Linked DNA regions of Homo sapiens: region 1 is linked to region 2. Evidence: chromatin loops called from intact Hi-C (ENCODE). Cell type or tissue: GM12878. All regions are shown on one strand. Links, peaks and the distances in the headings refer to the core of each region. The heading gives the core; the rest is flanking DNA.

Evidence for each region. Peaks named below come from ENCODE experiments on the same cell type or tissue, not always from the same donor. Only the 100,000 strongest peaks of a DNase experiment are listed, where the experiment ranks them.
Region 1: it touches region 2 in a loop (4-fold over the local background); 2 of 110 quality-filtered maps call a loop at or near these places.

The regions. Positions count from the first base shown.
Region 1 is chr3:99,526,535-99,538,153 of GRCh38, reverse strand. All of the region lies in intron 1 of LOC105374007 (a long non-coding RNA gene), which reads left to right. The region is part of intron 1 of LOC105374005 (a long non-coding RNA gene); the gene reads left to right. Among named protein-coding and RNA genes, the nearest start is that of COL8A1, 110 kb to the left of the region's middle. In GM12878, for the core only: a CTCF peak has its summit at 5,692 (motif pointing right); a DNase peak (open chromatin) is centred at 5,683.
Region 2 is chr3:98,811,575-98,817,470 of GRCh38, reverse strand. DCBLD2 (discoidin, CUB and LCCL domain containing 2) reads left to right here. Exons shown (of 16, transcript NM_080927.4): 10 at 4,989-5,139. Among named protein-coding and RNA genes, the nearest start is that of ST3GAL6, 51 kb to the right of the region's middle. In GM12878, for the core only: a CTCF peak has its summit at 4,484 (motif pointing right); no DNase peak of the experiment used is centred there.

The DNA of each region.
Region 1 (11,619 bases), core at 4,554-7,053, 720 kb before region 2:
GGCATATAGGAGGCACCCAGAAGATATTATTATACATAATAAAAATCTCACCCAAAATATATACATTTGGGAATTATTTTCTGTATATTTTTGTTATAATCATTATTTTGGAGGTCTTTTTTTCCTTTTCGTTTTGAGAGAAACCTTTGTTAATGACCAAAAAAAAAAAAAAAAAAAAAAAAAGACCCAATTTTGATAAATATGAAGATACAGGCTATGTTTTAGGGGCTTCTCTCCCTGAAGCCTCTCCATGACTTGGTTCTGGTCCCCTCACTTTCATCCTGTGGGCTTCAGGTTCCCTATACAACAAAAACACAGAACAGATGTTATGAGGCTGAGCTAATGGCCGCCCATGGCACCAAGCTCTTTGACTGATGGGTTCAAAAGCTTTTCCTCAGCAATTCAAGAGTGCCAAGAATGAGTGGGCCAAGAAGGAGAGTTATGGCTCTTTGCAAACCCAGAAAGAGCAGTTCTCAGTCTGCATTTGACATGTCTGAGGCTTTAGAAGACCGTTTTGTGGTACAGTTGAATCCCCAGTGTGCTATGTTCCCAGGGAAGAAAACCAATAACAACAGATCACACAACTCATACCATTTACTAAATGGGCTTCCTCGCAAGTGGGGCTCTGGGAGGAATCTTACAATTTCCTGCTGCTTTGTCTCTGAAGGGTAAGCAAGGAGAGTTGTTCCCATTTCAGCTGCTTTTGTTTCTTGAGACTGTGTGGAAAGCGTGGCTATGTATTTGATTATCGTTTTTGCTTCCATTCTGCTTGCCTTTTTGTCAGCTTTGCCTTTTATGCTGCCTGATAACCCTCAAATTTGAGATAAAATTTAAGCCAAACTTCTAATTTCACCTGTTTGGGGTTTTGGATTAGAAGAATTCTCATATCTTTCAGTCTCAAAGAAGACAGAAAGTGGAGGGAGCATGATGACAATATGAGGCAGGACATCTCATCCAGCTGAAGTGTTACAGAAACACCACAGACACACATGAGACTCACACCAGAGTCTCCAAAGAGCCATTTGTTATCTGATTTAACTAACATTAACTTTTTTCACTTAAATATGCTTTCATGTAACTAGAATAAACAGAACTTAATAATTCCCTAGGGATCAGATTCCTGTTTCTGGCAGGATTTTGTAATCAAGTCCTTGAAACACATTCTGTCTGACAAACACTGATGTTCTAAAAACCTGATTTACCACATTTTTGAAGTGCAAAACGGCGCAGTTTCATCCTTCAAAATGCAGAAATTCATATTCAATAGTCCTTGACCTTAACCAGTTGATCTTTGATGTTAGTTTTAATATTTTTGTGTCCCACTCACCATTTGAATGAATCCTTGTGGCTTGTTGGCTTACCCAGAAGGGAACAGCTTGGAGACTGAAGGACTTGAGCTAATAACTGTCTTAGTCATGAGAGTGCAATATCATGCTTTGGGTGTCCTCACCTCTTGGGTACCTTATATTCTCTCCCTGAAGAGAAATGATTTGGCTGAAGTAAGAAATGATTGAGCTGTCACTTCTAAGAAATCAGGACTGTAATACATTAATAACTAAATTAGGGAAATTCTTATTATTTATTACCAATTACCTGTAAAGAACTAGAGAAATGATCTTGAAAATTTCTCCTTTTGATAGGTGAGAAAACTGATTAGAAGGGCTTTTATGTTGGTGACAGCGATGTTTTTAAAAATTTTTAATTTTAAATATATTTTTAGGGATTTGAAATGACCTTTCAGTTTTAGTGAAGGATAAGAAGTGTTTGAAGAAAAGGTTGTTATAAAGAAAATAAGAAAACAAGGATTTTAATAAACCCAGTGAAAGAATAGTAGAATGGATAAAGGGAGGAAGTGGCCAGGGTTGCATGAGACTGTGATCAGTGGATAGAAAAGTGGCAGGCATTTGGGTCTAGACTCTAGGGCACTGAGAGGTCTTGACACATGATGACATCAAATTAATCAATTAAAACTGAACCCAAGCTGAATATGTTCTAGGTGTTTAACCTATATTTGCTCTATTCCTCTTGTTTCACTACCACCCTCTGCCGAAAACATATTTTTTGCTTCCTATACATGTTCAGTAATGCTCAAACTGGAAGGAAAAGGAATGGGTAGAATTAGAATGGGCAGATTTGATGAAGAGGGTGTTGAGAATGGCATGAACACTGAATGTGGCAAAAAACAAGATATGCTTGTGCAAGAAGAGTAAATATGCCAGCAGGGTGGGAAAAATAGGAGCTACAACTAGGAAAATGACAGTTACTTTCTACATAAGTTCTAAAAAAAGTCAAATCTGCTTTTTGTTTCAGAAGCTGAGAAACACTGGAATCTTGAGAGCTGTGTAGTTCTCTGGCACTGTGTTTTCTACATATTTCCTGGGTGCGCTTCCATTAACTGTAATAAAGACATATAACACTCTAAATAGTGAATTTAACTCCACCACTTTTATTTAGTTAGTTTTCATCCAAGATCTAGTGTTTTCTTAAATGCTGGATTGCTGGGCTTCTGCTTATTATAATATGATGTAAAGAAAGTATACTCTCAAGTGTCATCTTGCATGCTGGTGCTTTGAAGACTGAAATAGGAGAATGTCTGAGTCATTGCCATAGCCAGTGGTTATTTTCCAGTTCCCTCTCTGTTAACATGTGGTCATTAATATGTTGTGATAAAACATATGGTTCCATAGTTTAGCATAGTTCCTTGTTGTTAAAGAGGCCAGGGTGTCTGAGCATACCTCAAACTCCGCAGCACATTCCGGCCCCAGCCTGCATTCCTGCCTGATCTCCTCCCATTATGCATACACAATTATGTTCCAGAAATCATACTAAACTTTTCTCATTTCTTTCCAAACATGCCTCAGTGCCTTTGTACTTGCTATTTTCTCTTCCTGGAATACATTTTCCTTCTTCTAAGACTGGTAATCTACATTTCATCCTTCAGAATTGATTTAAAATTTGGCTTCTTATGTAAAATCTTTCCTGACTCTCCTGGGCTGACTTCATGAATCACTTTTTTGGGGATTGCCAATTCTATGTCCTCACAGTACTCTTTAGCTTCTCTAGCTCAATAATATGCTACTGAAACATAGCTCAGCTAATTTTTATAATTCCTCAATGCAACTATTCATTTAATGTCATCTTTCCAAAACATTATATTTAATGTATAAATAATTTCTAAAGGAAGGGTAGCTTATTGTTAAAAGCAAATAGACTTACCACTTTTTTCAACACCCCAAAGTTGAGTCTGTACATTTTTAATATTGCTCCCCTAAAGACTTTTCAGGACCTTTGTCCTTTGGCAGTGGTGTTTGAAGACATGAGAACTCTTTGTTTTTCATAATACATCCTGCAGATTTAGGCAGTTCCACTTTTAGAACTGATAAAATAATTCTAAGATGTGTTCAAGAATAGCAGAGTTTTAAGTTCGTTTCCTATTTGATGAAACTTTTAATTTTTTTTCCCTTAACTGAATTACATGTCACTGAAAATTAAACATCTTCCTTACAAATTTTCTGAAAACTTTAAGTGGCCAAGTATTTAGAATTTTCCTGGTAGTAGTCTGTCAGGACCTATGTATTCCCACTAAACTCTTTTAACTTTAAAAATTCTATGATCTTTCCTCAAATTTGGAATCTTTTATTGCCTTAATTTCATGACTTGTCATGTTACAGTGGTTGACTGAGTATAGAACTTTCATTTTAAGGTTGTATCATAATTTATTCTCTTTGAAGATAGTAAAAGCAACAGCAGTCTGAATTTATGGGAATGTTCAACAGTTTCGTTCTCTTACTCCCTCCAATATTTTATTCTTCTAATTTTCTTCCTGGGAGGAAACTTGTGGAAGCTCCAGTGCTTCACAAGAATCAAGGGGAGAATACAGGGATTACAGAGAAAGATCAATGTGAATTTTTTTTTTTTTTTTTTTGAGATGGAGTCTCACTCTTGTTGCCCAGCCTGGAGTGCAGTGGTATGATCTCCACTCACTGCAACCTCCACCTCCTGGGTTTAAGTAATTCTCCTACCTCAGCCTCCTGAGTAGCTGGGATTATAGGCACCTGCCACTACGCCCAGCTAATTTTTGTGCTTTCAGTAGAGATGTGGTTTCGCCATGTTGGCCAGGCTGATCTTGAACCCCTGACCTCAGGGGATCCTCCCACCTCAGCCTCCCAAAGTGTTGGGATTACAGGCGTGAGCCACAGCGCCCGGCCCCATTGTGAAAATTTTAAATTATTTGAGAATGGGCTTCAAACTCTCCTCTCTTTAAGGGGAGGGGATTTTGTCCACTCTTTTTTTTTTTTTTTTTGACAGGGTCTGGCTCTGTCTCACAGGTTGGAGTCCAGTGGCACAATCTTGGCTCACTGCAACCTCCACCTCCTGGGCTCAAGCCATCCTTCTATCTCAGCCTCCCAAGTAACTGGGACTACAGGTGCATGCCACCATACTTGACTAATTTTTTTATTTTTTATATTTTGTGCACACAAGGCTTCACCATGTTATCCAGGCTGGTCTTGAACTCCTGAGCTCAAGCTATCTGTCCGCCTCAGCCTCCCAAAGTGCTAAGATTATAAGCGTGAGCCACCATGCCCGGCCTGCTCTTTCTTTTCTCTTGAAAATGTGATAGTCAGAGCTGGGACAAGTAGAATTGTTGAATTTGTAAGAGCAGGATAGATTAAGATGACACTTTCATTTTAATGAGGAAACTGAGGGCCACAGAGATTAGGGCCTTGTCCAAGGTTACACAATTAAGCAATCTCAAAAACCTGAAAAATTTCAGAGGCAAGTGAATAGGCCTGGCTAAAACAGAGGGGATCAGGTTTTATTTAGTTTTGGGAGAATAAAAACATTGGTACGTGCAATTGCCTTGGGGGTAAAGATACACATATTGGTTACATCTGCATGTCCTTCCAAACATTCACAAACATATGGGAATGAATTATAAGTAACAATGAATGTGAGATAGCTCCATGTTTTAGTGACTTACTTTCAAATCCCATATCCCACTTATGTTCTTCTTTTAGCTGTATTGCCCCTGGCCCAACACACGCTAACTGGATTGTTTCAAATACCAGACATGTAAAGACACTAGCCAAATAATTTTATCAGTACTCCTTTACTTTTGTGATATATTCTCTATAATAAAAAAACCTTGAAATGGCCTATTTATGCATCAAATGGAGACTTTTAAAAATAAATTATGACAAGGTTTCCAACATACATACCTAAGTGGAAAAAAACCAGATAGAATAATAGGTATTTTGTGCTTGTGGACATTTAAAAATATTCATGCGTGTATATGGGAAATTTCCAGAAGAATACACAAAATAAGTAACAGTGGCTATGCTGTGTAGAGGGATTGGGGGTATGAAGTGAGAGATAAACTTGTTTTTTATTGTATAGAATTTGTATACAATATATGTGGGTTTTTCCCCTCATATTTTAAAATAATTAAATAAACACATGCGTTGCCCATAACACAATTCCTATCAAGGACCTTTAGGTGAAGTATGGGAAATAGATCTAATTTTCTCTCTCTTTTCTTCTTTTTCTTTTGCTTGCTGTGCCAATGGTCTTTTTTCTGTTTGCTTTCAATTCCATCTCCCTCCCTTTCCCTGTAGGTTACAAGAGAACACCATGTGAACTGCATTCCCAGGCTCCCTTGCCGGGTGACTTTCATCTAAAGTTAGCCAGTAGGGGGCACTGGGAAGATGCTGGAAGGAAGGAGCACGGAAGAAGGGAGGCTACTTCTACCCAGCCCTCTGCTCCTGGTGGAAGCTCTGGTCCAGTCTCCTCTGTGCTTTAACTCCCTCTTTAGTCCCAGCTTTCAAGAGGCAGTACTGTCAGAGTTCCAGCATTTTTGGTGGGCCCAGTGCTTAGACCCTAGGAATATCATCCTCTCCTTTTGTCCTTCCAGCTTAGGGATATTAGCAACTTTCCACTGTTAATAATTTTTTGATGGCACCTTCCTTCATTTACTCTTTCAGCTATTCTAATACCTTTATAATTAGTTCCCACATTAAATTATCTTATTTAATTATTATATGTCAGGACTCTGTATTGCTAGCTGGGCCCTGACCGATAGAGTCACTATTGAAAGTGAGATATTTCTAGCTCCTATATTTTAAAAGTTATTATTTGTGTATAGGATAACAATTAATTTTATGTATGATTTTTATTATTTATAATCTTATGTATTCCCTTATTTTCTTTTTGAAGTTATTTCTAAAGGTTTAACCTGATGGCCTTGGCTGGAAATTAAAACCAAGATCCCTCAAGCCTTCAACCTCCTAATATGGCTGTTTCAGTTTGATTTCCTGTTTGACTTGAATTGTTTGAGAATGTTTCAGTTCTTGGTTTGTTGGCCTTAATTGTTATTGCAAATTTCTTATGTCTGGCATCATAATTAAAAACTATTATCTATGTGTGGCTCTTACGGAAAATCTTAATACATTTGCTAGTGTGAAATAGTATAGGTGACATTCTTTAATTATAATACAAAATTTATGGAAATTTTCTTTATGGGCTATTACCTGCCAACTTTAACACATTTTCCATTTGTCTTTAAAAGTTGCTTCATTTGATTTTATATATGTGTGTATGTATATAACATCCATATTATTATGTTACTTATTTTTTTCTGTATTGGTACTTATTTTATTTTATTATTTTTTTTGAGACTGAGTTTCGCTCTTGTTGCCCAGGCTGGAGTGCAGTGGCATGATCTCAGCTCACCGCAACCTCCACCTCCCAGGTTCAAGCAATTCTCCTGCCTCAGCCTCCCGAGTAGCTGGGATTACAGGCATGCACCACCATGCCCGGCTAATTTTGTATTTTTAGTAGAGACAGGGTTTCTCCATGTTGAGGCTGGTCTTGAACTCCTGACCTCAGGTGACCCACCCGCCTCTGCCTCCCAAAGTGCTGGGATTACAGGCGTGAGCCACTGCGCCCAGCCGGTACTTATTTTAAATCTATATCATTTGTCAAAGATTGTGTGTATGTTTTGTATTACTATCCATTTATGTCTACTTCCAGTTTTTGGCATTATGCATTTTTATGTTATATTATTTGGTGCATAGATATTAAGGATAGCTAGGTAGCTAGGTCTTCATTATGGAGTATATACTTCATCATTATCAAGTCCCATTCTTTGACAAATTTAATAACTTTTGCCTTGAAATTGTAACTTGCTTTTTAATTAAAATGTCCTGGAATGTTTTTCTCTAATACATCTTTGAATTTGTTTCTAATTCATTTACTTCTCTTCATGGATATGCATATTGGATCTTATTTATTTGTCTTCCATATTAATTTTAATTTATCTTTAATTTTTCTTTCCAATGATTTCGAATTATTTTTCTCTCGTTCATTTTACTCGGTGTTCTCAAGTCTAACTTCCATAATTAAGTCTGTATTTTTGGTGACATCCATTAAAAGATGTCTGCTTCTAAAGTGGATTTTATTTCTGAATTAATCATATTTATTTCTTTTATTTCCTTGCTAAATTCTGCTAGCTTACTTTTATTGTCCTTCTATTGGCTTGTCTTTTCTTCTTTGAGCCATTCTGTCTTGTTCTAAATATTTCTTCAAAAAGGCTTTATTTAAAATTTTTTTCAATATCATTGAAAATTATTTGAGGAAATAATATATTTCTTCTATAATTGTTACATTTAATTTGTGTGCCTCTTTTGTATAATTTTTTAATTTTTTTCTTGTAGTATCTCTATATGTTGTTTTTATTCCAGCTTCTTTCTGATATTTTTCTCATCTTTAAATGGGGCCATTGTTTCGGGGGTAGCTAGCTATTTGCTAAACAATAGTCTGAAAAAGGGCTGGGGAAGTAAGTTGGGGCAGAAGATAGCTTTATTATGGTTCTGCTGTTTCAATTCTTTTCCCAAAGTTTCTGCTAGGGGACAGATTTTTGCTCACTTCTTTCACAGATGTGCCCTTTCAGTTTGCTTATCTTGCAATGGAGCAATGTGTTGGAATTCGTATTTATTAGTTTTACTTTAGCAATTTTGAACAGCAACTGTTACCCACCATCTCTCCTTGCCATACTGCCAGCCTAGTAGTTTGAAAGATGGTGTGTCTGCCTCCTTCATCATTTGGCCCCACATTGCCTGTCACTCTACAATTTGCTGTTTCAAATAAAAAAATCCCTGGTCAGGCACCTTAGGGCTGTGTCTCTTTCCTTTGTAGAATTCCATGCTCTGCCTGAGGTCTGTTAAGGTATGCATCTATTATGCTCAATTGAATCCAAATCTCACTGTATTCCTCACAGTTTTTGGTTTGGTATTGTAGTAGCTAATATAATTTAAAATGGAATTTCCTTGTTTTTATTTTTTTCTTATTGTTATTTTCAGCCAATTTCAGAGAAGAGAATAGACGTAGAAGCATCTTTACTTTGCAATCTGTAACTGTAAGTCTGTAGGCCAGTTGCTGTCAGAATGGTAACAAACATTGCTGGGTTCACTCCCAACAGTTTCTGATAAAGCAGTTCTCTGGGAGGGTCCTAGAATTTGCATTTCTACAAGTTCCCAGGTAATGATGAGGTTGTTTGACTATGGGTCATACTTTGAGAACCCCAGCTTTAGGTTATTTATATAATAGCAGCACCATCTCTAGGCTTACCTAGTAAGAGATAGATTTGAATCACAAGTCATAAATGTCAGATGGAATTTTACTGAGTTCTTAATCACTATGTGTTTTGTAAGACTGCTGTGTATAGACTTTCTTAAAGGTCAGTGAAAATGTCTAGGGCTATTGACTCGGTGGAAATAGTTTTGTTCATTTTTTTCCTCAAATAACCAATTTTACTCAAGATTGAGCTAACTCTTTTCCTGGCTGGTCTCAAGTTTTCTAAATGTAATTAACACTCAGACTCATGTGTTTAAAGTATATTTAAACAGGTACTTCTTTGCTCTGAACTTCTATCCATAGTTTTTAGCTTTGAACTACTCAGTAGATAGCTGACATATTGAACTGAGCTCTACCCATGTATTCCACCTGAATGCTTTTCACTCTGGCCAATGTATTTTCAGGTTTGACAATTTGATGACTTGCTCATCTCTATCTCAATTTTCCTATCTTTCCCAACATAGGACAGAGATTGGCCCAGTAAATGCCATGTTTCAAGCAGCAGAAAGCCCAAACACACTTAAAACTCAATGATTCAGGTTAATCTAGAGAAAACTAGAGATTCGATAGAGGTAATGAATTTTCTGGCTATGTATTAATAATGAAACCTCTGTAGTTATAATAAGCTTTAATTGGGTGAAAGATTTACTTAAAACTTAAAAATTCAGAAGCTGCATCTGGGGAAACAATTTAATCTTTTGTTGGTGGTTCATGTTAACTTTTTTCAATGGTGTCATTTCTGCTGCCCATAAATTGTAAGCTGCTCTACATACAGAGTTCAAACCTGAATCTATGCTGTGAGCTGAAGGATAATTCTGGCATTTGTTAATCTACACCAGAAATGCCGATCTGTAATAATGGGAAGCTTTGATGACTGGAAAGTACTATAATCTCCTTTAAAAAAAGTAATGCTGTCAATTAGAGGAAGGCATAATGGGTCCTTAATTTTAGCAGGGGTTCCAGAAGCATTTACTGAGTTTAAACCAAGTTCAGAGCCATGTGCCTGGGAAAACTATTTGAAGATATGCACAGTTGTCAAAAGAGCCAAAAGAGCAAGGGCATCATAGCATTTTCAGGTCTTTTACACTGTTTTTTCTCTTTACAATCCCTGTCTGATAGACCCAGCCCACAACTACATAGATAGCTATAAGTGATTTACCCATTAAGATGAAGAAGAAAAATAATTAAGGATCAAGTAAGAGGGTTGCTTTAAAAATCAGCCAGAATAAATTTAAAAAAGAAAAAATTGGCTAAATAACAAGATGACAACTGTCAGGCCTCCCAAAATACTGTTGTTCTTTAGGGCCTGACCCCATGGTTTTGGATGTAGCCTGGGTTATGAGTGCTGCTGAGTGTTTGCTACTACAGACTTACTCTATACCCTGGCCAGCCACCACAGCCTCTGTCACTTACATGGGAAAGACACTTTTCTCCTTTATTTAGTGAAAGACTGCTGTGGCACTCACTTGGTGAAACTAGATTAAAGCTGTACAGTTATGTGATAGTTACCTTCCCTAACTTCCTGGCATGTCATTTCAACAGTGTGCCTCCCTCCAGGGGGGCTATAGGCTTCTCAACACATGGCCGTAGAATTTCTGCTTGTGCCTGGGTGAAGCCCCCAGGCCGTGATATTTGTCCATTTTATATTCCCATGTGCATATTTTCTTTTCTCAGTTGTGCCATTATCTAATAGAAGTCTGTTTGTGTTTCTCACTGAAAACACACTATTAATATTAATAACAGTAGCAACTGCTTTACTTACTGTTTGTCATCTCTAATTTCCATAACAATTTCAGTAGCACAGTTCTTAATATCTCCACTTCACAGATAAGAAACTAAGGTTTTGAGACAAGATCTTGTAGCTAGTATCTGGTGTTACCAGCGTTCAAAATTAGCTTTTTCTGAATCCAAAAACCCATAGTTTCTTCCCTATACCCCTCTATGATATTGCTTTGTCTTGCTTTATATTATATGGGAAAAGTAGAAGCAGAAATTACTTTCCTTTGCATTTCTAATGCAATACTGTGGTCTATAGCAGGAGGTTAGTGTAGCAGGATGACTTGCTAATTTCCAGAAACCAAAGTGAAGAATGGGCTAACTCAGAGATTCAAAGTAGCCTTGGGATGATTTTTCAAACCCTCAGTCCAAGAAGAATGACAGAGATTGAGCCCACATAAACCTGGTTGACAGAAAGCTGCCCATAGTGTAGGTGGTTAATTTTGTACAACTGAACTTAGAGCTTAGGATAGGAACATCTGACTCCAAAAAGGGGCTGACCAGTTGAAAAAGTCCACAGTCCTTACAAATCTCAGAGATTTGACCAGGGAAGCAGAAAGCGGATTTAGCTTGGCATGTGAAGCTGCCGAATGAAAACATTTCAAGTATGCAACCTAGACTTGTTTTTTCCCCCCTGAAAAGGACTAATATGGAAATCTCAGCTCATAGAGACCCCTCCGGAAGTTCTTCACATTACTGTGAGTATCATTCTTTCTCATAAGCTAAATGTACATGCAGCTAAGGAATAAAGCATTCTAGCTATGTATTTGTTAAAGATTAGGTCTGCACTGGAATTTTATAGCATCAATGAGAGAGAGAGAACGAAACAAAACCCCAAAAAGATAACATTGAATTAAAGTGCAGGTACTAGTCTGTGAGTGCTAAGTCTCAAGATTAACTGACCAGTCAAAAACTAAGACCAATTTGCTTTCCAAGGCCTGGATGTCTAGGCTACTCTATCTAATCAACACAGCCAGTAGTTATTTATAAATATTGATGCCTTTATTTAAAAAGTAGAGAAAAAACTCACCAGAAAAAAAAAGGAATCAGAGTATTTCATAAAAGCTTTGCAAAATACAAATATAAGAATAATTATTAGGCCCGTGAACTCATAATTAACTTCTCTTTTCCCACCTCCTTCTACTTTGTAGTACTTCTCACAGTAAGAAATTTTGGCAACAAGAGCATTTATTTACAGCAAACAGAATTTGT
Region 2 (5,896 bases), core at 3,397-5,896:
ATTTTTATGAAGCTTTTTTCAATTCACCAGATGATGGAGAGCCTTTGTTCCCAGATTTCTACTCTGTAGGCAAGAGGTAAAAAAAGAAAAAAGCTGAAAACCAACGTGCATTAAATTATAGGATATTAGAGATGAAAATTCATCTGAAGATCATCTCACCAACTTTCATCTTGGGAAACTTCTGTTTTTTCTTACATGAAGAATTGCTCTAGCATCTAATTATGGAATCTTTGTTTTAGTTAGCAACAATTTATGAAGATGCTGGAATGAGCCAGAGGAAATGATAAGGGGTGGGGAGCAGGCAGAGATGGGTCTTATTCAGATGTGTATCCCTTTGATCTTTAAATGGAGAAGTCCTTGTGCCTAAGGAAGATAGATGTCTCCCATCAGTACCAAAACTATGGGGCTGGGCATGATGGCTCACTCCTGTAATCACAGCACTTTGGGATTGCTTGAGCTCAGGAGTTTGAAACCAGCCTGGGCAACATGGCAACACGCCATCTCCACTAAAAATACAGAAAATTAGCCAGGCATGGTGGCGCATGCCTGTAGTCCCAGTTTCTTGGGAGGCTGAGGTGGGAGAATCACCTGAACCCAGGAGGTTGAGGCTGCAGTGAGCTGTGATCACTCCACTGCAATCCAGCCTGGGCGACAGAGGGAGACTCTGTCTCAAAGTGGAAAAAAAAGAACTGAAACAATGATGACATTTTTTCAAACTTTCCTATGAGTTTGATTTTGATTATATATTTTTGTTTTTTATCATGTATGATTTGCTAAAAAGTCTTCAATTACTACTTTTCTCATCTCTTTGTTCAAAAACCTCCAGGGGCTCATTATCTTTCATATGCATCTTAACTCCTCTGCTTTTATTCAAGGCCTCTTTCTTCTCTTCTACTTGGCGTCACATGAACTTCATCTTTGGTGAGCCTCTCCCTGTTAAAGAAAATAACAATACTGTCTCCATACATATCTTCTACCTCATGCCCCTAAACTTGACTACTCTTTACTCCTGCCACATCCATATTCATTTGTATCACATTTATTTTGCTTGTGGAATATAGCTAAATTTTTGGAATGTTAAGAATTGTTCAGGCTTATACTATAAAAACTTCTAAACATTAAATGATATTTCTGAAAAAGATTCTATGTTGCATTCATTTTTGAAAGGTAATTTCTCTAAGTGTAGAAATCTGGGTTGATCAGTGGTTTTTTGGTTTTTTTTTTTTTTTGGTTTTTCCTTTCAATAATTGAAATACGTTGTCTGCTGTTTGCTGGCTTGCATTGTTTTTGACAAGAATTCTGCTATTATTTCTGTTCCTCAATATGTGATATGTCTTTTTTTCTGTGGCTCCTTTTAAGGTTTTCTTTTTATCATTTGTTTTAAGCAGTTTGATTGATGTGGCTTTTTTATATTTTTCTTCTTTTTTTTTTGCGTGGGGTTCTTTGAGGTTTTTGGATCTGTAGGTTATGATTTGCATCAAATTTAGAAAATTGTAGTTCTTTTTTTTTCAAATATTTCCCTTCCCCAATTCTAATTTTATGAATATTATGACCCTTGAAGGTATCTTACCATTCACCAATGCTCCGTTCTTTATTTTTTTCAGTCTTTTTCTCTTTGTATTTTAGTTTGAAAGTTTTCTGTTTTGTCTTCAAGTTCACTAATCTATTCTTCTGAAATGTCTAATCTGTTAATCCCATCCAATGTATTTTTATCTCTGATACTGTATTTTTTATCTCTAGATGTTCAGTTTGGGAGTTTTAAGATGTCTCCAGTGTGTCTTTACATGCTCATGCTTTTCTCTATCTCTGGAACATGGAGCATATATAATAGCTCTTTTAATATCCTCATCTGCTAATGTTATCCTATGTCATATATGGGTCTTTTTATGTTGATTGATATTATGGATCATATTTTACCTGCCCGAATTTTTTTTATTGGATGCCAGACATTGTGTTACATTGTTTGGTGCTGGGGTTTTTTGTTATTAATATTCCCTTAAGTATTTTTGAGCTTTATTCTGGAATGTAGTTAAGCTACTGGAAACAATGTGATATTTTCAAGGCTTGCTTTTAAACTTCATTAGGCAGGACCTGGACAGCCTTCAGTTTTCTTATTTTTCTCCCCCACTGAGACAATACTGTTCTAAGTACTCACTGCAGCATCCCATGTATTATGAGGTTTCTCTGTTCTACCTCTTGGCAGTGTAAGGAATTCCCAGATCTACGGAGCTGTGAGACTTGTCCTGCTGACTCATTCCAGTGTTTCTTTTACTGGCCATAGGTCATTTCTTTACATGCAGCTGAAGATTTAAGGGATAACTCCTTATATATTCTAGAAGTGTCTCTCTCTCTCTCTCTCACTCACTCTATCTTTATAGCTCTCTTCTCTCCTAATCTCTGCCTACAAATTCTAGCTACCTTATTGGCCTCCCACTCTCAGCTCTGTCTCTGCAACTCAGTGAGACCGGCAGGCTCTGTTAGGGATCTCTCTCCCTGCACTGTGGCCTGGAAACTCTTCTATAGACAGTACTGGGGCAATAAATAGCAGGGTTCACCTTATTTGTTTCCCTTCTTTCCGTCATTATTGCCCAAGGCAGCCTGTTATCCAGTTTCTCAGGTACGTATAGGGCTGAACAATAAGTCTAATCCGTTACTCTTATGGTCAGAAATGCAAATCTTCACATTGAATTGTATGAATTAACAGTCTTTTCCCGCTCATGTAAGTCCATCTGCTCCCTCATCACCTCCAACCCAAGGGTAATTGGTGTATTCATTTTACCCCTTTTCTGAGCCTGCACATGTGCATGAGTACGCAGAGACTGCATTTGGTTTTGTTTTTAGAAAATGGGATTTATATATATATATACAATTTGTTTTCATAATATATCACTTTCTAACATTATGCCATATTTATGTGTGGTAATCAATAAAATTTAAGTTTCTTGAGGGTGGGAACTGTAGCAACCATATCCATTTTCTCTTCATGACACCTCACATACTTCTCTGTACATGAGGATTCTCAGTAAATGCTCATAGGTTGACTATAGCAAATCTTTTTTACTCAGTTTTTATAAAATTGAGACAGCAATATAGAGGAATATCTTAAAGATAGTTTTTATGTGTTAAAGTAATGATTTGTTATCGTCCCTGTTCCACTAATATAGTAAGAATGAAAATAATTGCCTTTCATTTTATTTCAGAGTAATATCTGAGGAAATCACGGGAGCTCACTAGTATGGAAGTTATTGTAACTGCAAAACAAACTTTTTAGGAAATGAAGGATATTAACACATCTTTCGAGATTTATAGTCTAATGCCAAGTGAATTAGCCAAGAAGAAATAGAGCCACAATACTTGGAAATAGCTTGATTGAGAAGTTAAACATTTACTTAATCTCATCTTAGCTGATTAGAAAAAAAATCACTTTGATTTTAGGCAATATATGCTTATTAATGGTCTTTAGAAACTACCTAGTTGATCTGACCTAGAGAACAAACAGGGCTCTTTTTAGCTTATTGGAGTCCATACTTAAGTCGGAAGACCCAGAGTCAAGTTGCTGCCCTGTCATTGACTAGCTGTGCAATCCACTTACAGATTCCTGTGCCCTCCTATTTCATAGGGTTGTCTGAATTAGTTACATTAAAATGTTTTATAAATAATTAAGTGCTGGTCCATTGTAAGATACTATCATTATTTGCTTGAAGTAGTTAAGGGAATGAGACTCACCTAAACTCATATTTTTACCTAGGGATTATTTTTATAATGCATTTGTTGCTAGTTAGTTACAAGCATTAAATTAGTCACAGGCCAGGCGTGGTAGCTCACACCTGTAATTCCAGCATTTTGGGGGAGGTCTAGGTGTGAGTATACTTGAGGACAGGAGTTTGAGACCAGCCTGAACAGCATAGCAAGACCCCTTTCTACAAAAATAAAAAATCACCAGGTGCAGTGGCTCATTCCTGTAATCTCAGCACTTTGGGAGGCTGAGGCAGGTGGATCCCTTGAGGTCAACATGGTAAAACCCTGTCTCTACTAAAAATGCAAAAATTAGCCGGGCGTGTTGGTGCACACCTGTAATCCCAGCTACTCAGGAGGCTGAGGCAGGAGAGTTGCTTGAACTTGGGAGGAAGAGGTTGCAGTGAGCCAAGATTGCGCCACTGCACACTAGCCTGGGCAACAAAGCGAGACCTCTTTTCTAAATAAATAAGTAAATATTGCCACACATGTTGGCATGCGCCTCTGTAGTCCTAGCTACTCAGGAGGCTGAGGTGGGAGGATCTTTTGAGCCCAGGAGTTCTAGGCTGTATTGTGCTATGATCCCGCCAATGCATTCCTTGGATGACAGAGCAAGACTCTATCTCTAAAAATAATTAATAATTTAAGCATAAAATAGCATTTCAAAGTCACTTCTAGTTTAAATAGCAGCATGGAACAAAAACCGGGATAATAGGAGAACTGTCTTTATGCAGTTTATCCAGTAGGTGGAGGTATATATCTGTTATATGTTTGTTAGTATATGTTCACCTTCAGCCTGTTGAGAGAAAAATTATGAAAAGTACACAAGCAAAATATTTCCCCTAAGACTTGGCATGATCAATTTTGTTTTACTTTAAAAATAAAAATTAATATATTTAAATAGTTGGTAATTCCACAGGACTAGAGTTACTGATTTACTAATAGGATAAATTGTCTCACTGGATTTGAAACCTTTTACCCAAATGCCAAGTTAGCCCTCTTGTTAAGTTCTTAAATCATCTTAAAATCATTTCTATATTAAATATTTTTGTTTCATAAACTTTTGATAAAAATGTGCAGCATCTTAATATTTTTCCAAATTATGATTATTTTCTTAAAAATTGATCCTTATTATCATACTTTCCAGATGTAATTTAAGGCCTAGAGCAAAGAACAAAAACATGTTTAAGTGGAGAAATTTAGCCCTGACCTCTATTGATTTGAAGTACCAATTTTTTGTTGTTTTTTTAAAGATATTTCAAGGAAACAAAGATTATCACCAGGATGTGCGTAATAACTTTTTGCCACCAATTATTGCACGTTTTATTAGAGTGAATCCTACCCAATGGCAGCAGAAAATTGCCATGAAAATGGAGCTGCTCGGATGTCAGTTTATTCCTAAAGGTAAAGAGACAGTTCGTTTAAGATATGTTTTTACTGGATTGCCAATTTAAAATGGTTTTGCTGTTCTCAGAGAGAGTAATTAATAATGTGAGTGTCTTTCTGGTTAAACTCTAATTACAATATCTTCTTAAAGGGATGTTAAAAAAAATGGTTACCCTATTAAAAAGTTAGTTATAAGAATGGTTTCCAAAATTATAAGTGGAAGAAGAAATAGCATCATTCATAAGATAATGTAAATGAGATCACTTTCCAAATTTAATCTCAATCCTAATAATTTTAAATCAGGTGTCATGTACTGTAATATTTGTTTAACATAAGCATGAAAGATTGTAACAATACATTTAAAGCAAGAATAATTTATCTCAATATTATACATTTTAATATACTGTTTACTTTTGTACGCCCAAAGGCTACCACAGTGCCTGACACATCGTTGGCCCTCCATAAATAACTATTAAATGAATTGAATAAGTACTGTATCAAAATGTGGATGACTCCTTTATAGCTTTAGCATTCAACATCACTTTCCACCCCATTATTCTTCTTCCTAAGATTATTTTCAGATGATTTAATTATTTAAAAACTGAGAAATCCTGGCATATTTGTGCCTTTATTGCAGAGTATAATATTTATCCTTCCAATATATTTCTCTCTGAGAGTTAAAATTATTCTGCAGAATTAAATACTTTAGGAAATATTGAAGACATTTAGCATTACTATTTTTAATTATGATTTTTAAAAACAAAATGTTTAAATT